Linked DNA regions of Mus musculus: regions 1, 2 and 4 are each linked to region 3. The links are chromatin loops, found by intact Hi-C in ENCODE. Cell type or tissue: heart. All regions are shown on one strand. Each heading gives the region's core, and the rest is flanking DNA. Links, peaks and the distances in the headings are about the cores only. Region 1 overlaps Sipa1l1 (signal-induced proliferation-associated 1 like 1). Region 2 overlaps Gm30706 (a long non-coding RNA gene). Region 3 has its middle 5.9 kb from the start of Gm30966. Region 4 has its middle 100 kb from the start of Gm30799.

What was found. Peaks named below come from ENCODE experiments on the same cell type or tissue, not always from the same donor. Only the 100,000 strongest peaks of a DNase experiment are listed, where the experiment ranks them.
Region 1: a loop joins it to region 3, with 3 times the contacts of the local background. A loop is called at or near these places in 7 of 42 quality-filtered maps.
Region 2: it touches region 3 in a loop (3-fold over the local background); 12 of 42 quality-filtered maps call a loop at or near these places.
Region 4: a loop joins it to region 3, with 5 times the contacts of the local background. A loop is called at or near these places in 19 of 42 quality-filtered maps.

Annotation. Positions count from the first base shown.
Region 1 is chr12:82,320,302-82,324,810 of GRCm38, forward strand. All of the region lies in intron 1 of Sipa1l1 (signal-induced proliferation-associated 1 like 1), which reads left to right. Among named protein-coding and RNA genes, the nearest start is that of Sipa1l1, 11 kb to the left of the region's middle. In heart, for the core only: a CTCF peak has its summit at 1,736; no DNase peak of the experiment used is centred there.
Region 2 is chr12:81,794,377-81,798,885 of GRCm38, forward strand. All of the region lies in intron 5 of Gm30706 (a long non-coding RNA gene), which reads right to left. Among named protein-coding and RNA genes, the nearest start is that of Gm46366, 5.5 kb to the left of the region's middle. In heart, for the core only: a CTCF peak has its summit at 2,360 (motif pointing right); no DNase peak of the experiment used is centred there.
Region 3 is chr12:82,468,557-82,473,065 of GRCm38, forward strand. No RefSeq gene overlaps it. Among named protein-coding and RNA genes, the nearest start is that of Gm30966, 5.9 kb to the right of the region's middle. In heart, for the core only: a CTCF peak has its summit at 1,637; DNase peaks (open chromatin) are centred at 1,655 and 2,205; H3K4me3 peaks cover 1,411 bases; H3K27ac peaks cover 3,483 bases.
Region 4 is chr12:82,169,489-82,173,997 of GRCm38, forward strand. It overlaps a transcript of Sipa1l1 not described here. Among named protein-coding and RNA genes, the nearest start is that of Gm30799, 100 kb to the left of the region's middle. In heart, for the core only: CTCF peaks have their summits at 746 and 2,252; DNase peaks (open chromatin) are centred at 673 and 2,273; H3K4me3 peaks cover 2,618 bases; H3K27ac peaks cover 1,897 bases.

The sequences.
Region 1 (4,509 bases), core at 198-4,197, 150 kb before region 3:
ATCCCACCAGCAAAGGAGGAGTGTTCCTCTTTCTTCACATTCTCACTAACAAGAGCTGTCCCTTGAGTTTTTTATTCTTGCCATTCTGATTGGTGTAAGGTGGAATCTCAAGGTCGTTTTGATTTGCATTTCTTTAATCACTAAGGACTTTGAACGTTTGTTTAAGTGCTTCTCAGCCATTCCAGATTCCTCTTTTGTGAATTCTCTCTCTAGTTCTATACTCTATTTTTTGATTGGGTTGTTTGGGTTTTTGGAGGTTAGCTTTTTTTTTTTTTTTTTTTTTTGAGTTTTGCTTCTTGAGTTCTTTATATATTTTGGATATTGGCCCTCTATCAGATGTGGGGTTAGTGAAGAATTTTTTTCCTTATAGGATCCAGGCCTTGACAGCAGCTGTCTGCCTCAGCCCCCGCCGCGTTATTTTTTGAGACAGGGTTTCCCACTGGCTCTGGAACTTGCTGGATTGGGTAACAGTAGCCAGTGGGTCCCTAGGAGCTGCAGCCTTTTCTCCTCAGCACCGTGGTTATTGCATGTGGCTTAACCAAGGTGCTAGGGAGCAACTTGCCTTGCTATGGAGTTACCCGGTGCTTTGCAGCATCCTGTAGATGACAGTAGCATGCTCCCACTCTCAGTTTTGTGACCATGGATGTCCCTGGGTCCTGACAAGAGTGAAGACAACCTCAGGTAAAACCCACTCTTCTAAATATTGAAACATTTTCTTTAGTTCAAAAATGAAGTCAAAATCTTTTTTGTTTTCTGTTTTGTTTTATTAGTGGAATATAAAATTTTAAAGCTATTATAAAAATTGTTTGACTTACACCATTACTAAGTTATGAGTATTCTCACCTTACATGTTTCTGTAATTCCATATTAAGCTTTGCGTTAGAAACCTTAAAATATTCTGAAGGGATTTGTTCTTTCCGTGTTTCTATATTTTTCCGCCTGCTCCCATCACCATGGAGCTAAATACTGTGAAAGACATCTTAGGTTAAAACAGTAACGACTGAACCGGGGCAGTTTGTCTTTGTGTGCTTTTTTCCTCTCATCTGTTCCCTTGGTCAACCGAATGGGATATTGCTTTTAATGTGGGACTCGTGGTGGGCGGTGGGGCACGCTTTCTAGAGCATGCTCCCCTGGGAACAGTGCACTTTGGACAGATAGATGAGTGGACACTGAGATGAGGGAAGATGGAGGAGAGATGCTTGGGGAAGGGATGGTGCGTCCCCTACAGCCTGTGCGTTACTCAGAGAGCAGAGGACAGAATAACGCACGTGAGCTGAGTCTTCATGTAGCAGTGTTGGATTCTTTGAATAAGCTGAGTCCTTACCAGTTCCTTTCCTCCCTCTTTTCGGTGCTGGGGACAGAGAGGCGAGGCCAGGATTCTCCCCTTGAGCAGCACCCTTAGCCCAGCCATGTTGCTGGGAGACATTATGAAACCAAGCACCTGGAGGGCTCCAAGATGTCAGAAGTTTTGAGAAGGGCCTCTGTGGGGCCTGAGGCTCCCTGGTGAAGTGCGTGCACAGAGCATCTGCAAGGCTGTGGGCCACTGCCAGTGTGCCAGGCTCAGCACCAGCACCAGTGCCACCCCAGGGAAGCACTGGCTGTGCTGACCCACTGTGAGGTGGCTGGGCCACACAGGTGGACACCCCTGTGGGTGATTGGCTTGTGAAGATTTAGGTTTTAAGTCTCAGTATTCTAATCTTCACTATTTAATTTTGAAGCATTTTAAATGCATGCAAACTAGCAGCAGATGTCAGTGTTTCCATTTTCTGCTTAATTTTAACTATAACTTTTTACAGAGGAGGGCTTAGCCTGCCATGAACAGTGTCTAGGCATTTGCTGTAGTGCGCACAACTTAAAGAACTCGCCCCTCACCCCCCACTCCACAGTGGCTCTGAATTCTCTTGGGGCTGGGGGGGGGATTCATTTTAAGATTGTAACAAAAAAAATCAAGAATTCATGATTTTATCATATATGGTAGTAATAAGCTTTGAGAGATGTCAGTTTGAGATACTTTTATTATCTGATAAGTAAACATAAAACAGAGAACTTTTAAAAACTAGTATCCAGTTCTTAATCCATCGCTGGAGTATTCTGAGCTGGATTCATCATTGGAAACAGGATAAGAACTTTTCTGATTTTGCCTCCTAACCAAATGTTAATTTTGAATTTTCCAAAAACATGTTTTCTAATGACTAAAAAACTAAGGCACCTTCTTCCACATGGAGTAGGAGTGTTCCCACGAGAGTGGACTTGTGTGATTGCGGAGGGTTGGCTTCTCTTCTCACCCGTGGTGTACTTTTCCGTGGGTAATTATTGAAATACAGGCAGGGACCTTTTTGTTAGTATAGAAGCTCATGCTGCTGATGAACAGTCTTGCGCATTTCAGTGGACTCACTACTGTAGGAATTAGAATTTGAGGTGTACCCTTTCCATTGATTTTTATCATTTATATATACTCATCTGTTTTGTTTGACTTATAAAGTATTTAAGCATACTCTTTCATCACAGTACTATTCAGTTACAAGCAACTGTTTGTAAGTGAAAACCACAGTTATGTGTTTGGGTACATCTGCCCTATCAGGAACGCAGTGGCAAGCCAGGCCAGCAGCTCCAGCAAATACTTAAGTTTGCCACATAAGAAGCCTTCCCGGAAGGCACCACTCTCAGGCTGACTCGTGCATCTGGTAATGCTTTGGGGATCCTGTAGCTTTGTGTTTAATTCCACTGGTGTCTGGTCATGCTGGCCTGTTGTTCTTCTATCCATCCTGAGCTCCAAGAGAAAGAAGGAGAAAGCAAGCCCTGGCCATGCCTGGTCTTTCCGTGAGAGAGCTCAAGTGTGCCAAGAAGTGGGCTGTTGCAGACTTCTGCTTAGTTTTCGTTCATCAGACCAGGAGACTCTAGACCTGTCACTGGGAGCACGAGTGATTTAAAGACTTATTTGTTCTCTGGGGCTAGGTTAGTGTTTCGCACATTTGCCAGAACAAATGAGTAATCTGTGGTGAAGAGCTCAGAGGGAGAGGCTCAGGCAGAGAGCAATGTGCCTTACCTCAGGGCCTAAGGACACTGGGTACCAAATACATTTAGAAGTCCTGGGCCTTTGAATTCCCTTGATTCTTGATTTTCTAGAATCAATTGTGAAGCTTGTTTTTTGAGAATATTCTTTCGGACGCCTTTCTCTAGCCAGGCTGTCATTTTCCAGGTGACTCAGATCTTAGGGTAACAGATACTCTGCTTTAGAAGTCTTCCTTACTGCTAGTTGTATCATGGGGAAAATGTGAATTTGGTCATGCTTAATTTGAAAACTGAAACATATTTGGTGATTTTTTTTTTATTTGGTTTGGTTTTTTGTTTTGGTGTTTGTTTGTTTTTTTTCAAGACAGGGTTTCTCTGTGTAGTCTTGGGTGTCTTGGTCCTGGAATTCACGTTTTAGGGCAGGCTGGCCCCAAACTCGCAGAGATCCGACTGCCTCTGCCTCCCAAGTGTTGGGATTAAAGGCATGGGCTGCCCCTGCCTGGCTTAAATTTATTTCTTTTTTTAAAAGAAATTTTCTGTCAGCATGTAGAAGTCTTATTTGTTCTCACTGATAATGAAACTCCGTGAGATGGGGATGATTCCTTTCCACACATATCAGCAGAGCGCACAGGTGAGCTGGCCGTGATCCAGCTCTCCGGGGAGTCAGCCGTGAGCTTACCGTGCTGACAGCTTTCAGGCTTATGCTGTTCTGCAGGGCCACATCATTGGAGGAGTTGCTTCGTGCCTGTTGTTCTTACCCCCTTTGCAGCTGTGTATGGAGCTACTGACCTTTCATGCTCAGAGGATTTTTTTCCTTATTGTTGCTCTCTTTCTAACCTGTAATGTCATACAACCGGGGGGGCGGGGGGTCGTTTGACATCCTCCTTCAGTTTTGAAGCCCTTTGGGGAAAATAGAAACATGGCAGTATTTACTAAATTATGGTAGTGTATGTAACTAGTGTTAGGTACCTTCTCCTTTTATGTCTAGTGTATACCTTGATTTCATGTGTTACTTGACCCCAAATGCCATGTTTAAAGACAGAACTTGAGACCCTCCCGGTAGTACTGCCTCCTGTCTTTTTGTTTTAATATGATTTTATCAAATACTTAATTTTTAGTCTTTTTGACTTATATATCTTGAAAGCACTGTGCTGCATTTTGCATTTTGTTTATTATAAACTAAGCTTCTGTTAGCAGGATTTTTTTAAATCTTGACTTCAGTCTAGCCATGGCTTCACTACATAGATGAGTCTGTGTTTGTATTGTATTCTTGTCTGGCCTACTGAGGTTTCTGACTACTGGTGTCTTCCACCTTACTGTCTTAGCCATGACTCTTTGACCATGTGTATTTTCCTGTGACTGGGATTTCAGACATTGTGGCCACTTTGTACTCTATTGCTCTGTTCGCTGCAGTGCCCTGTGCCCTGATTCTGCTGTCACTCATGATGAAGCCATTCATGGCTTTTGTCAGTCTCAGGCGCTTGTCTTGGCAACCTT
Region 2 (4,509 bases), core at 431-4,430, 670 kb before region 3:
TGGAGCTCAGGAAGGTTCAGAGAGGAAGAGAAACAGGAAGCACACACAGATTTCCCGGATCTGCCTCATGTCTGCCCCTGCCTGCTACCAACAATATCCCCAAAGAGGCTATCTTTTGCTCAGGGTAGCTGGGGTGTGCTTCGTGCAGTCCTAACAGAAGGTTTGTAATCAGTTTCTAAACAAACACGTTGAAGCTTACATGGAGCTCATGCTAAGAGCTGTGCTACTCAGTCAAAGACTATCATTGCTGCCATCTGTGTCTAAGCCTTCCGTGAAGAAGAGATAGATTCACTCTCAGTGGTATAAGCTAGTCGCTGGGTGTTAGCCTTCTGGCCAGCTTGTTCTCAAGATTCCCCAAACCACCCAGTTTTGCCCTGGGAGACTCTTGGCTGACACTTGAAGCTGTAACTTGTGAGCATCCCTGAGAACTTCTGTTGCCTTACATATGATGTTGCTGCTCCGTTCATCAGCGGGGTAACAGCCACTCCCACCGTACACACTTTGGGGAGCTCCCTCATCCTTTTCTGTGTTCTTCAGGCAATGTCCCCACCCTAAGCATTGTCGATGTAAGACTCATACTGGTCTGGGATGGAGAGATGGCTCAATGGTTAGGAGCACTTGCTGATCTTCCAGAGGACCTAGGTTCTATTCCTGGCACCCACATTGTGGCTCACCGCTGTTGTTAGCATTGGTTCTGGGGGACCCGATTACAGGGGTCTTTGTGACCTTAACCGGCTGCAGAGATATGAGCTGCCAGAAACAAGAAGTCAGTTTGGCTTACCATGACTCATATGACTCAGTCGCTGATGTTGGTTTAAACTGGAGTTAGATTCCACGTGGTTTACTTTAAACATATTTAAACACAGCACATTTGGTGAAAACTATTTTCGTGATCATTAACTCAATCCTATGTGTACAACAAACCACACACAAATCTCCTTCAGGAACAAAACAAGCTAAATACAGATCAGATATGAAACCCTTTGTACAGTCCATAAAGACAGGTTCTATAGGTTGACTGGGAAAAACAATTTTACAATAAGGGTCTAGGGGAGTGATCCAGTGCCAGAAAAGTCACAGATAGCGCAAAGGTCACTAGGTCAGAAACCATGTCCATTTCTAGCCTTCTGGGCAGATAACAGGCACTACACTCCTTCTTTTGGAGGAACAACCCTGCGTGCTTAACATCCTGGGTTTCTCTGGTGTTTAAAAGACAGCCATACTTCCTATCTCACCCCCTTTTGAGTTTTTAAAGAGAATTTTGTGGCTGTAATAGCATAAGCCAAGCTTGACTGCATAGCCTGCAGAATTGGTCTAACAAAGCCATAGGACTAGCCAGCAGAGGACCAAGAAAAGGGAGAGCCACCTTAATCGAGATGGCCTTCAAAGGTCACTTGAGAGATTGTGTCTTTCTCTTTATGCAGATCATCAATGTGAATATGAGCAGTATCTTGACACATTAAAACAACACATTCCAGAAAGGAAAGTATTTGGATTCTGTACAATCTGAGAATTAGCCTATAATATAGTCAATAAACATAGCATCATCATTTTGGGGGTCAGTAGCATTGGGTCCTTGTCTCTCCAAGGTCTCAGCTTGATGAATTAAAGTCTCGATGCCTCCCCCAAGTCATCAACTTCTTCTTCCTCTTGGGATGCCTCCTCTTGGTGTGCTTGTTATCTTTCTTCAGATGCTTCATGTGTCCAGTGTCTCTGGGATGCTGTCTTAGTCATGGGAGCAGACATCATCTGGGACTTCTTTCATTTTCTGAAAAGACTCGAGCGTAACCCTGCCCTGATGGTAGAGGAACTTGGGGCCCTTTCCACTGATTGGTTCCTAGATATTTCATTTAACATATACTGTGTCCATGTCTGTGCCTCCACTTTTGGGTAGTGGAGAAAGCATTATCCTTTAAAGTAAAAAAAAAATTTTTTTAAAAACCATGGCTTAAATTTTAAATGCCCATAGCACTAGGCATTTAAGGTGAAGATATAGTCCCCAATTTTATTTTTAAAATTTGTTGTTTAAGTAGTTAACGCTGTCATTCCACAATAGCTTTGACACTGTGAGTTGAAAGGGGTTCCGGCAACATGATTAATATTTTATACATTGTAAAAGTTGTTTGCTAATATAAGCAGGAGCGTTACCAGTTTTTAGTTGCAATGGATGTCCAGGAAAGGGAAAGGTATATAATAAATAATGACAGCATCCGAGATCGTTCTGCAGACAGAAGCAACAATCGTATTCTTTCCAAGTATCAACTGTTACAGGAGCATAATGTCAAAATTCAGAGATTTGAGTAGTATCTGTTTGCCCCAGTGGCATTAGAGTTTAACGCGCAAGGATTAGTTCCTCCAGCAGGGGGCAGTGGTGGTCAAGGAACACAGAGGGCAGGCACGCTTGTTCATGAGGTAGAGAACTACACTTGTAATAATTTTGCATTTTGATGAAGAAATTCATGAGTCTTTTAAGCAGCCTGAAATGAAAGTATTAGAGGTGAGGAGGAGGCCAGGGCATCTGCTTGAGCACTAGCGAATGTTACCAGGTCTGGCATATGAGAATGCATGTGAATGTGAGTTATGAAAAAATGCTGACTCCAAACACTGACACCATTGCATACACTAGCAAGATTGTGATGATAGGACCCTGATATAGCTGTCTCTAGTGAGACTATGCCAGGGCCTAGCAAACACAGAAATGGATGCTCACAGTCAGCTATTGGATGGATCACAGGGCCCCCAATGGAGGAGCTAGAGAAAATACCCAAGGAACTAAAGGGGTCTGCAACCCTATAGGTGGAACAACATTATGAACTTAACCAGTACCCGGAGCTCTTGACTCTAGCTGCATATGTATCAAAAGATGGCCTAGTCGGCCATCACTGGAAAGAGAGGCCCATTGGACTTGCAAACTTTATATGCCCCAGTACAGGGGAACGCCAGGGCCAAAAAGTGGGAGTGGGTGGGTAGGGGAGTGCGGGGGAGGGTATGGGAGACTTTTGGGATAGCATTGGAAATGTAAATGAGGAAAATACCTAATAAAAAAAAAAAAGAAAGAAAGAAAGAAGAAGAAAAAGAAAAGAAAAGAAAAAATGCTGAGGTGGTTGTTGTATAGGCGCCCATAGGGACAGAACTAACTGTGCACTAGCATTGGTGGTGGGATTAAGTTTAAGTCTTGAAGTGCTAGGATTTAAGACGTGCACCACTACTGCCTGGCTTAGTCTTACAGTTTCTAAAACAGAAACAATTTGAGCACCAATGGAGAGTGTGCTAAAATATCCAATGCAGAGAAACATCAAATAAAAGTTGGTTGGCTGCAGCAAGTTCAGACTGTTGAGCTGCACAACCAGGGCTGGGTGTATGCGGAGGGTGTGGAACTTGTATATAAGACATAAGCTCCCGTGCTTTTGAAGAGCCATTTTTAACAGTGATCTCTATAGGATCTCTAGATGTAATTTTAAGGAACACCCATGGGGTATCTTAAACAATTCTTAAAGGGATCTTTAGGATAACTAATACTTATAGATCCCAAGTAACATGTGATTGCTACCTGCCAATTGTGATCATCGTGGAACAAAATAATCAGCCAGAATTCTATTTAATGGCACAGTGATTTCTGTAGGCTCTCTACTAACAAGTGGCACAAGTTGCTGTGATGGCTCATATATGCTTGGCCCAGGGAGTGCCACTATTAGGAGGTGTGACCTTGTTGGAGTAGATGTGTCACTGTGGACATGGGCTTTAAGAACACATCCAATTGACATGGCCCAAAATCTTTTCTAAGTATTTGAGGGTACATTGCTTCGGAAAATTTAGACTGAGAGGGGATAATGGCAAATTTGTTGTTGAGTGAGAATATATTTTAAATAATTATATGGTGACCACTTTGTATCTTATCTGGAGTTAAGTTTAAATTTTCTTCTTCTTCTTCTTCTCCTTCTTCTTCTTCTTCTTCTTCTTCTTCTTCTTCTTCTTCTTCTTCTTCTTCTTCTCCTCTTTCTTCTTCCTCCTCCCCCTCCCCCTCCTCCTCCTCCTCCTCTTCCTTCTTCTTCTTCTTTTTCAAGACAAGTTTTCTCTGTATAGCCCTGGCTGTCCTGGAACTCACTCTGTAAACCAGGCTGGCCTCGAACTCAGAAATCTGCCTGCCTCTGCCTCCCAAGTGCTGGGATTAAAGGTGTATGCCACCCTTGCCCAGTCTTCTTTTTTTAAAGATTTATTTATTTTATGTATAGAAGTATACTGTTGCTCTCTTCAGACAGACCAGAAGAGGGAATTGGAACCCATTACGAGTGGTTGTGAACTACCATGTGGTTGCTGGGAATTAAACTCAGGACCTTTGGAAGAGCAGTTAGTGCTCTTAACCATTAAGCCATCTCTCCAGCCCCTACATTTTCTTCTTTTAGTTCATTTACCATGAAAGTTAAGCATCCATTTAAGTATTGATTAGGAAAGCATGAGCAGAGAATACATTCATACAATGAGTGACCAATGCCTGAAGGGCTTTAGGCT
Region 3 (4,509 bases), core at 113-4,112:
ACCAACTCAGGCTCCACCTCTCTCCAGCTTCCATCCAGAGGCACACTCTTGAAGGCCTTGCAATCCTGGCACTCTGCCAAGAACACACCACATCCCTGCTTTCCGGCCAGGGAAGACAGGACCCAGAAACCAAGGAGTCAGCCCCTCACTCTCACAAGTTTGTACTCATTTCAGTTGGATTCTAAATCTCTGCACTCACCAGACCTCTAGCCTTCTGTGCCGGACCTTGTCCCCAGGACCCCGAGGAAAACCCTTCTCTTTCTCTTTAGAGATGGCTTCTTCCTCCTTGATGCTTCCTCCAGCACTAAGCGCGTTCCAGCTTCTCACTGGATGGCACCTGCTTGGCCTCTCGTCTCAGTAGCTTCTCAGTTACAACCTTTACCTGGATTCTGTTCCAAGAGCCGAAATGAACACAATGTTGCTGCTTGGTTATGGGTTTGATAAGATTCTTATCACTTAAGGCTAGAATGTTGTTTTTGATCACCTGACATAGCTCAAGGCTGCGTCGGCCTGAGTTCACAGGCATCCAATACTAGGACATTTTTCTTAGGGTTGGAATGAGACTTGTCATTGTCTCAGGTCAATTTTCATCTTTTCACCGGTTGTTTTCATCTGTTGAAGAGTTTTAATGCCGGGTTAGCCTTCACAATAGCCACTATCCCTCCAGGAGTGTCATATGTCTCAGTGAGGCCCCCATTGTGCTGATAAGCTGCGGACAAGACCTGTGGCCACCCAATAGACTATCCCCGTTGTTTTCAAATTGGATGCCGCAGCTCTGGGAGTGTCAGCTGGTTCTGAGGCTTTAGTCCAGACTATACATTTCTTCAAGGTTGTGCCTGCCCCCTCACACCATTTATTTTCCCCATTCCTTTAGTCCAGGCTTTGTTGGGAGGGACAAGGCAGAGACAGACCTGGAATCCCTTGATGAACATTATCCAGGGTGGGTCTCTCCACCTCAGCAAGCTGCTGAGATCTCTAGCATCCCGTTAAACCTGGGGCAGAGACTCTGTGATGCTCTGAGAGTGAATGTGCAGTATTCGTGGGACCCATAGCAGTTCCTCTGTGTGGGCTGAACCAGCAAAGGACGGTAACTCACGGGCTTCACTGAGGCATGAGTTGGGGTCACCCTCTTTCCTTTGGTGGGTGGGTGGAGAAGAAAGAGTCAATTAGATTTACTTAAATGACTCCCCTCTACACCAGCCAAAACCAAAATCAAGGTCTCTTTAGATAGCTCACTAAAGAGGTGAGTAGCCTCATTACCAAAACCTGCTGCTCAGAGACTTCCGCTCCCAGCGGAATTCCCCCCCCCCCACCCCATGCTCTTCTGACAGTTTTACAGTTCAAAGTTCAGAAGGAGGAGGGAGAGAAGTTTCATAGGAGGAAAGATCTCTACAAAATTAGAAACGAAGTTCATGTCCCCAGCTTCCAGGCTGCTTGTCAGGAACACAAAAGGTGGCATGTGATAGCGATGTAGGTTGTGAGTTTAGGAGAAAATCACAGAGGGGCCAAGGAGAGAAGATGCCATGGGTATGTGTGTAGCCATTCACTTTAGTACTGAACTTTCCGGAGCCAGAACGTCCCCCAGCACCAACTTGCACCCGTGCAGGCTTAACAGCATGCTGTGAGCGTCCTCTGCTGTCTGTGTTTGGGCCGGCATCCAAGCCAGTTGGGCTGTTTCCTTAATGGCTACAAGCAGGCGTCTCTCCCGCTTTCAGTTTCAAGAAGTACCATAGCCCCATCAGAGTCTGCGCTAAGGAGTGGGACTGGCCAAACTGACCCCTTCAGTACTGCATCTTTTTTAAAAAAAAATATTTTTTTTGGTGGTGGAAACTCTAGAGGGCGGAGAAAAAAGAGGTCTTGCTGTGTGAACCGGGGAGGAGGGAAGGGAGTCGTGGCGGGGAGGGAGTGGGGGTGGGGGTGGGGGTGATAGGTTATTTCTGCTCCAGGGCAAGAAGGAAAGAATCTCTGTGGAGATTCCTCCCCCCACCCCCACCCCCCGGAAGGCACTTCCAGCTTTTGTAAACCTCAACATCACTGCGGAGGGAAGCCGTTGGAAAGCTGCCCCTGGGAATTATGGGGCAGGGAAGTCAGAAAGCATAGAGTGATCTTAGATAGACTGCTAGGCTTTGAGGTGCAGAAACACATACTACCCCTTCCTTTAAAGGCGGTCCAGCGGCATCAAACGCTGATGTCGATGAAGCCGCTGATGCGGTTCTCCATGATTGGAGGAAAGCAGGGGTGACGTCAGCGCATGCTTGTAATTCCCGCACTCAGGCTGCAACAGGAGGGATCTGGTTAAGGCTGTGTTCAGCCTGGGCTACAGAGGAGGAGATCTTGTTTAAAACGCAAGACAAATCAAACAAGAAAAACCAACGAGGGGGAGAGAAAAGGGTCAGGCATCAGGATTCATTACATGTATGTAGTAGATCTAAAGTGGAAATTTCTGGTTTCTTTGAAGACTTGGGTTATAATGTTTTGCTGGGACAATCAGGGGAAAGGATGTCTTGCTAAAGCAGACACGTGAGAGAATGTTTTGATGAAGGAGACACAGGTGAGAGGATGTTTTGCTATAGCAAACAGGTGAAAGGATGCCCAATGTTTAGAAAGAATATAAATATGGCCCCACAGAGAGTGGGAGCGCCAGCTGCTTTGCCTCCACTGCCTTGCAAGCCTTCGCTGATGACACGCATAGATTGGTTCACCTTCCATTGCATTGCTGAAGTTCGCTTGTAGTGACCTCATAGAGAGAAACCCACCAAAATAACTTCTTGTGAGAGTCCTGCGACTTCTGGTCACTGGACTTGGCCGATTGGCAAACCTCACCTTATCCCCTGGAGTGAACTGCCTTTGCTGTTCCCGGTGTGTTGCCTGCCAACTGGACTGGACTGCAGTTGCTGATTTATGTTTGGTGTTTGCTAGTTGACAGAAAACAATGAAGATGGGAATCGCCCCCAAAGAACTATTTCTAAAGAGGTCCACTTCACCCCTATCCTAATAACCTTTCTTTTCCACTACCTCTGCTAGAGGGGAAGTCGAACTCTTATTAAAGTAGGTTGTGAAAAATATATGCCTACATAGATCCTTGCTATAATGAATAAAATGGGCATAAGAAATGTCTCGTTGTTTCCCTCCCTTCATGCTCCAGACCCAGCCTAGTGTGGCTAAGCTGAAAGGAGAGTCCAATTTCGGTAGCTACCCAAATGGTCTCCTGCCCTCCTGCTCCGACATAGGAGCTGGGGGGTCTGAAAGGAGATGCCCAGCCTGAAGTCCCCTGCTCACTTATTAGATGTTCAAGGGTCACCTCCCCAGCCCCCCAAGTGCTGTGACCATTGTAGGAACCTGAAAAGGTCTGTCTCCCTTCTGAGCTTGGGCCATTCTCATACCTTCTTATTTCTCCATGCCTGGCCTAGCACAGGCTCATGGAGGCCACTCAGCCTGGGCAGGAGGGACACCACTCTTTACAGCGCCTACCCAAGGATCACCCATGGGCATAAGGTGTGAAAGGAGACACCAGGTGTCTCTGAAACCCAGGGCACATTCCCAGTGTCCACATAGCATCTCTTGTTACTCTGAACTGATAACCTGTCCACTGCCGCCCGCCAGGCTTTGCAGTAATGCTGCTGTTTTCTGTTTTTACAAAGAAAGAGGCCATGACAGTGGCTTCATAGATTAAGAGCTGTGAGCTGCCTACATTGGAGACAGACATCACTAATGTAAGAAGGGTTTGAGTGTTCGGTGTGAGTGCCCATGGCTGAGATGAGACAAATTAACTTATCAAGTACCACTCAGCATCCAAGCACTGGCTCTGTGCAGAATGGAGTTACTTCCCAGTCATGCTAAATGACACTGGCTAGCGTGCTTCCTCCCCAATTCATGGTTCTGATTCTGTGATGTGCACAGCAGTTATAGACAGCAGCTGAGGGACGTTTCTGAAATTCTGAGTAATTCAGATTCTTCTGTGTATATATGTAAAAGTCTAGATCCTCAACCTTCCTAACACCGCACCCCTTTAATACAGCACAGTTCCTCAGGATATGGTGACCCAGATCGTGAAATTACTTTTGTTGCTACTCTATAACTGTAATTTTCCTACGGTTATGAATGGTAATATAAATAGCTGACATGTGGATGGTCTTAGATGGCCCCTCTAAAAGGGTCCTTCGGCTTAGAGGGGTCGCGGCTCACAGGTTAAGAACGACTGCTCTGTAGTGCTTAAAGTGAGACATTGTTTCTTCTGAATGGTAACCATGCAGGCAACGGTAAGTGATTTGATCAATCTTTATACAAATGCAAGGTTGACTCTAGATGTCAGAACTTTCAAGAAAGACATCAGACTCTTAGAAGTGCTTTCGAAGCTATAGTATGTTAGCTAACACAGCTGTGTACACTCACAACAGCTTTGTGTGTGGACACAAGACATTTTAACCACTCACCACCCTCTCTTCCCCATTTATCACCTGCGGGCCCACTTCCTCTTTCCAACTATAGAAGTAGTCTTAACTTACAGCT
Region 4 (4,509 bases), core at 48-4,047, 300 kb before region 3:
GCGAGTGAGCGGAAAGTCAGTGCGGCGCCGTGTCCCGGGGGGGAAGGGTCGGGGAGGGAGGGAGGGTGGGCCTGGGAGACCGCCCGCAGCGTGCCTCTCGCCGCCACCGGGGCTCCCTTTCCGCGTCCCCCAGCCCCGGTGGGCAGTTACCTGTCCCCTCCCCCGCGGCCACGCAACTCCCCCCTCCTCCCACGGCGCCCAGCGCGGTGCTCCGCAGCCGGGACTCATCCCCCGGGCGCCGCGCGCTCGTCCCCGGGAGCCGGCGGGCGGGATGGGGGGCTCGGGGGCGCGAGCCGGACTCCGGGCTCCTGCACAATAGTTGATGCCCGGGGACCAGTCGCTTCGGCCTCCGCGGCGCAACGGAGCGCGGCAGCTGCGGGGACCCTCTCGGAGCGAGGCTGGTGGCGAGCCGCGCTGATCCCGCCCCGGCGGCCCCTAACGCCGGGCGCTCGGAGCCTCGGATCTCCGCAGAGGAGGCGGCGAGCGAGCGCGCCCCGACCGTCTGCACGCTTTCTCTTTCTCCCCAGGGAGAGCGCGCGGACGACGCGCCCGGGACGCGCGGCTGCACCGGGAAGCCCAGGCCAAGCGGTAAGTGGCCCGGGAGGGCAGGGCTGGGAGGGGGGCGGGGCGGCACTGCTGACAGTCCCCCCCCATCACCCCCAATGGGCTTGGGGATTCGCGGACCGGAGCTGGACGGTTACAGCCGCTGAAAGTTTGATTTCCGATTTGGTGGCGTGCTGGGGGATCGCGGTCCCGGCGGGGGCGAGTCTGCGCTTCACCGTGCACGGCGCGCGCGCACGTTCTCACCTCAGGATCCGGATCGGCTCCCCTAGAGGCCCGGAGCCCCGCATCCCTGCCTGGTGGCCGTGTTCACCCTGCGGCTCCGGGCTCCTCGGAGAGATCCTTCCCCACCCGACACTCGGTGAGCTCTTTGCAGGTGTGCTGCAGGGGGCCAAGGTCCAGGGGGTTAATGGTGGGGAAAGGAAAGATTTGGCTGCGGGCTCGGGGGTGTTAATTTCTCTCCTGGGGAGATACTGGGGACTGAGATCCGGGGATGCTCCAACCTGCGATCCTTGGAGGAAGGAAACCGTCATAGGGTTGGAGAGGCGTGAGGATTTCCTTTAAAGAACTTTTTCTCCCCTTGCCCTTTCCAACTTCGCTCCTGACCTTAAAGGCAACTTGCCAGGTTCATAAATCGCTCCATGGCATTTCAACGTGGGCAAGCAATCGCGTTGGGCAGATTGAAATTTCATCGGGGCTCACCGAGTCCAAAACCAGAGAGGCACGGGAAATAGCTAGCTTTCAAGGGAGGCGTTGTGCTAGATTGTTGGCATTCCTCTTGGAAGGGGAAGCGTTTGGGGACTGGTAACTCGGAGACTGCCTTGGAGCTTTATGGATTTAATTATTATTATTTTTTTCCTGACGACTAGTTGAGAGGGCAACCTTTACTGAAATTCATACTACCTTGTACACGATTATGTTTCTAAACGCGAGCCAGTGATGCGATGCAAATTTCAGAGGGAGGTGTCGACTTTCATCAGGTTCCAGGTCTATCTGGATGAACTGGGGTTGGCGTTTCCTCTATAAATCGAGCCTTTCATGTTGAAACTCTGACTCAGAGTCTTAAAGCCATTTTTTTTTTTTTATACTGCTACTCTGTGGGAGTTAAGTGTCAACTTTCTCCTGCTTTCTCGAATGGAGTATCTCCCAGTGCAAAGGTTCTCTGGCTGATTCTTTTGGACGGCCACAACATTAAATGAAGCCCTACCAAATTGCTCTAGCATCGTCGTTTAGGCACGGGAATGATTTTCTGTATCTTGGTTTAACGACTTTCTCCCTTGTCCTTTCTCAAACGCTGCAATTAAACTGCCTTTACCAGGATGGAAAAAAAGCTGATAGGATTATGCAGAGCAGTTAAAAGGTTTAAGCAAAGCAGTTTATGGCCACTGATGTGTCCACCTATGCGGTGACAACCCAGTTATTAACTAGAATATTATTACGGAGGTATTTTCCCATGAAATACGTTATTGGTACAAAGGCATTAACAACAGTGATCTAAAATAACCTGGGTGATGGCTGGAACAGAGATGGTTGGGGCAAATCCCACATTTGGGGTGGCGACGTGCTTCAGTGTCACAGAAGATATTGTACTTTTCCTCACTCTTAAAGGATTCTTGAAATCGACTATCATTAATTAGATTTTTCCAGTTGACCGAGAGAAGGAACGGGTTTAGCAAGTGGCTGGAGACAGACAGTAGGTGTAGCTGTTAGCCTCTCTGCAGTTCCCGTCGTCACAGTCCTGGCGCCCCGGACTTGCTAGATTTGACTGTCAGGCAGTTAGTAAGTCCTCAGCACGCCACTAAAATGACATTCTGAGGTTAACTCTTCTTTTGACTCAGTTTTTCAGTGGTATTTCCTTTTATATTTATTTCATATTTGCTTTGAATGAAGTTTGTAGTATTGGTGTAGTCTCATTTGAAGAAAAATTTAAAGCAACTTTTTGAAGGGCTTCCTAACAATGTATGAATGTACTGTAGTTTGAGGATGGCTTGAGATTAGCAGTTATGCAGACTCTGAGGTCTTGGTTAACTGAGGTAAGGTATGCATATGTTGTAGTTTCAGTCGCAGTGTAAATTTTTAGTCAGTGACTTTTCAAATGCTCTCTTAGGGCACAGAGAGCAGTGTTGAGTGGACCCCAACTCAGAGCAGCTTCTTGGCTGGCTGACTTAGTGGAAGATTTCTGTGGTAACGAGAAGGCTTGCTGGCTCTTGCCTGGCTGTATTTTTTTTTTTTTTTAAACCAAAGGTCTAGTCATTGCACAAATGGTATGACTATTAATGAAGCTTTTCAGGTTACTTTTTAGATTTGAACCTTTTGCTTCACTGGCCAGATTAGAATGGTACCCGGCCCCCTTCTTTAACTCTGATGGAGCAAGCCTCTTTGTTCTGTGATGTGAAACACACATCACAGAAGCTGAATCTCAAAATTGGAAAAATGAAATTTCCCTGTATTTGTAACCTTTTGAGCCTTGAGAGGCAAGCAGTGTCTACAGAGTACCACCAGCAGAGGTGTTTCTCTTGGCTTCTGGGACTCCAGTGGTTAGAAGAATCATTCTTGGGCATAGGGGGCTGGACTGGTGGTCCAGGGACCATGGGATCACACCCACATCTGAGGGTGAGAAGTTACTCCATGTCCACGGTTTTGCATATGAGGCAGTTTTGATTTTCCAACTTCCTTAGAGGATTCAGGTGACCTGTCTTCAGAGGTGTGGATTTCAGATACCGACCTGCCTTGCCGCTTTCTGCCAGGGTGACCTTAAAACTAGCTGTACCCTTTCACTGTCTTGACTGTGAGGCCTGAGCCAGCTTTGCTGCAGAAATCAACTAGAATTTATGTGTGTGTGAAAATACGTTGTAACTAAAGTCTCCTTTGTAGTTGCGGTTTCTTACCCTTCCACTGGAGGCTGAAACTAGAAGGGAGTTTGAGCTCAGTTCCTTTGGCCCAGCTTTCCCCAGTTGGCAGGTGAGGCCCTCCAAACCCAATGGTATCTTATAAAGTTAGATGTGGCCAGCACTCAGGGTAGTCGGCCTTCCTGATCTGAACATACGTGTTCCTGGGTTTCACCTTTGGTTCTTTTCCTGCGAACATGTTGAAGTTTTCTCATACTTAAGTATTCAGTGATTATTAAATAAAATAAGGGCAGGAATGATAGCTTCGTTAAGGTTGAAAAGGTATGGAAGTAGCATCAATGTCGTGTAGTACATAGCTAAGCTATGGAAAAAGGAATCCTAGATTAAAATTGTTGTTGTTAATATTATTTTAAATATAGCTTTATCACCCCAGTGTCCTGATACTCTCTCCCTTAAGTTTATTTGCAGAAGAAAGGAATGGGGCCCATGAGAGGGTGGGAACAATTCCCCTGGGTCCAGCTTCCTTAAACATAGGTGATTTGAGCAAGGGACAGAATGTCACAGGGTAGTCTAATTTGCAGCCAGGTCTGGAATGAAAATCTGAGTGTATCTTTTGAGGGGGAGAAAACTTCACCTTCTCATCTAATCTTCCATCCATCTTCTAAGGTGACCCAGCTGCAAGGAGATTTTCTTTTGGGACAGGGTTTTTCACCCATTGTGCCACCCTGGCTTGCCTGGAACTCACCATGTAGATCAGGCTGTCCTTGAACTCACAGGTCTGTCTTCCTCTTCTTCCTGAGTACGGGAATGAATGTGTGTGTGTTTCATAAAAAGAACTAGAGTGAGACCCCAGGTTGGCATGGAGGGGCATTAGGGTCCTGGTGGTGCACCATAAGGAAGGTGACAAGTTGTTTCTGCAGGTCTGAGATAAGAGCTTCCAGCTGATGGGTTCTAATTGGTTACTTACCATGCTGCAATTCTCTCTCATTAGATTTGTAGTATGCCTAACTTGAAGTTGTGGGAAACAGGTAATTACATAGTGTTTGATGAGACACTATGCTTCCTGAGGAATGCTGGCTTGGTGATAGAGACTTGCTGG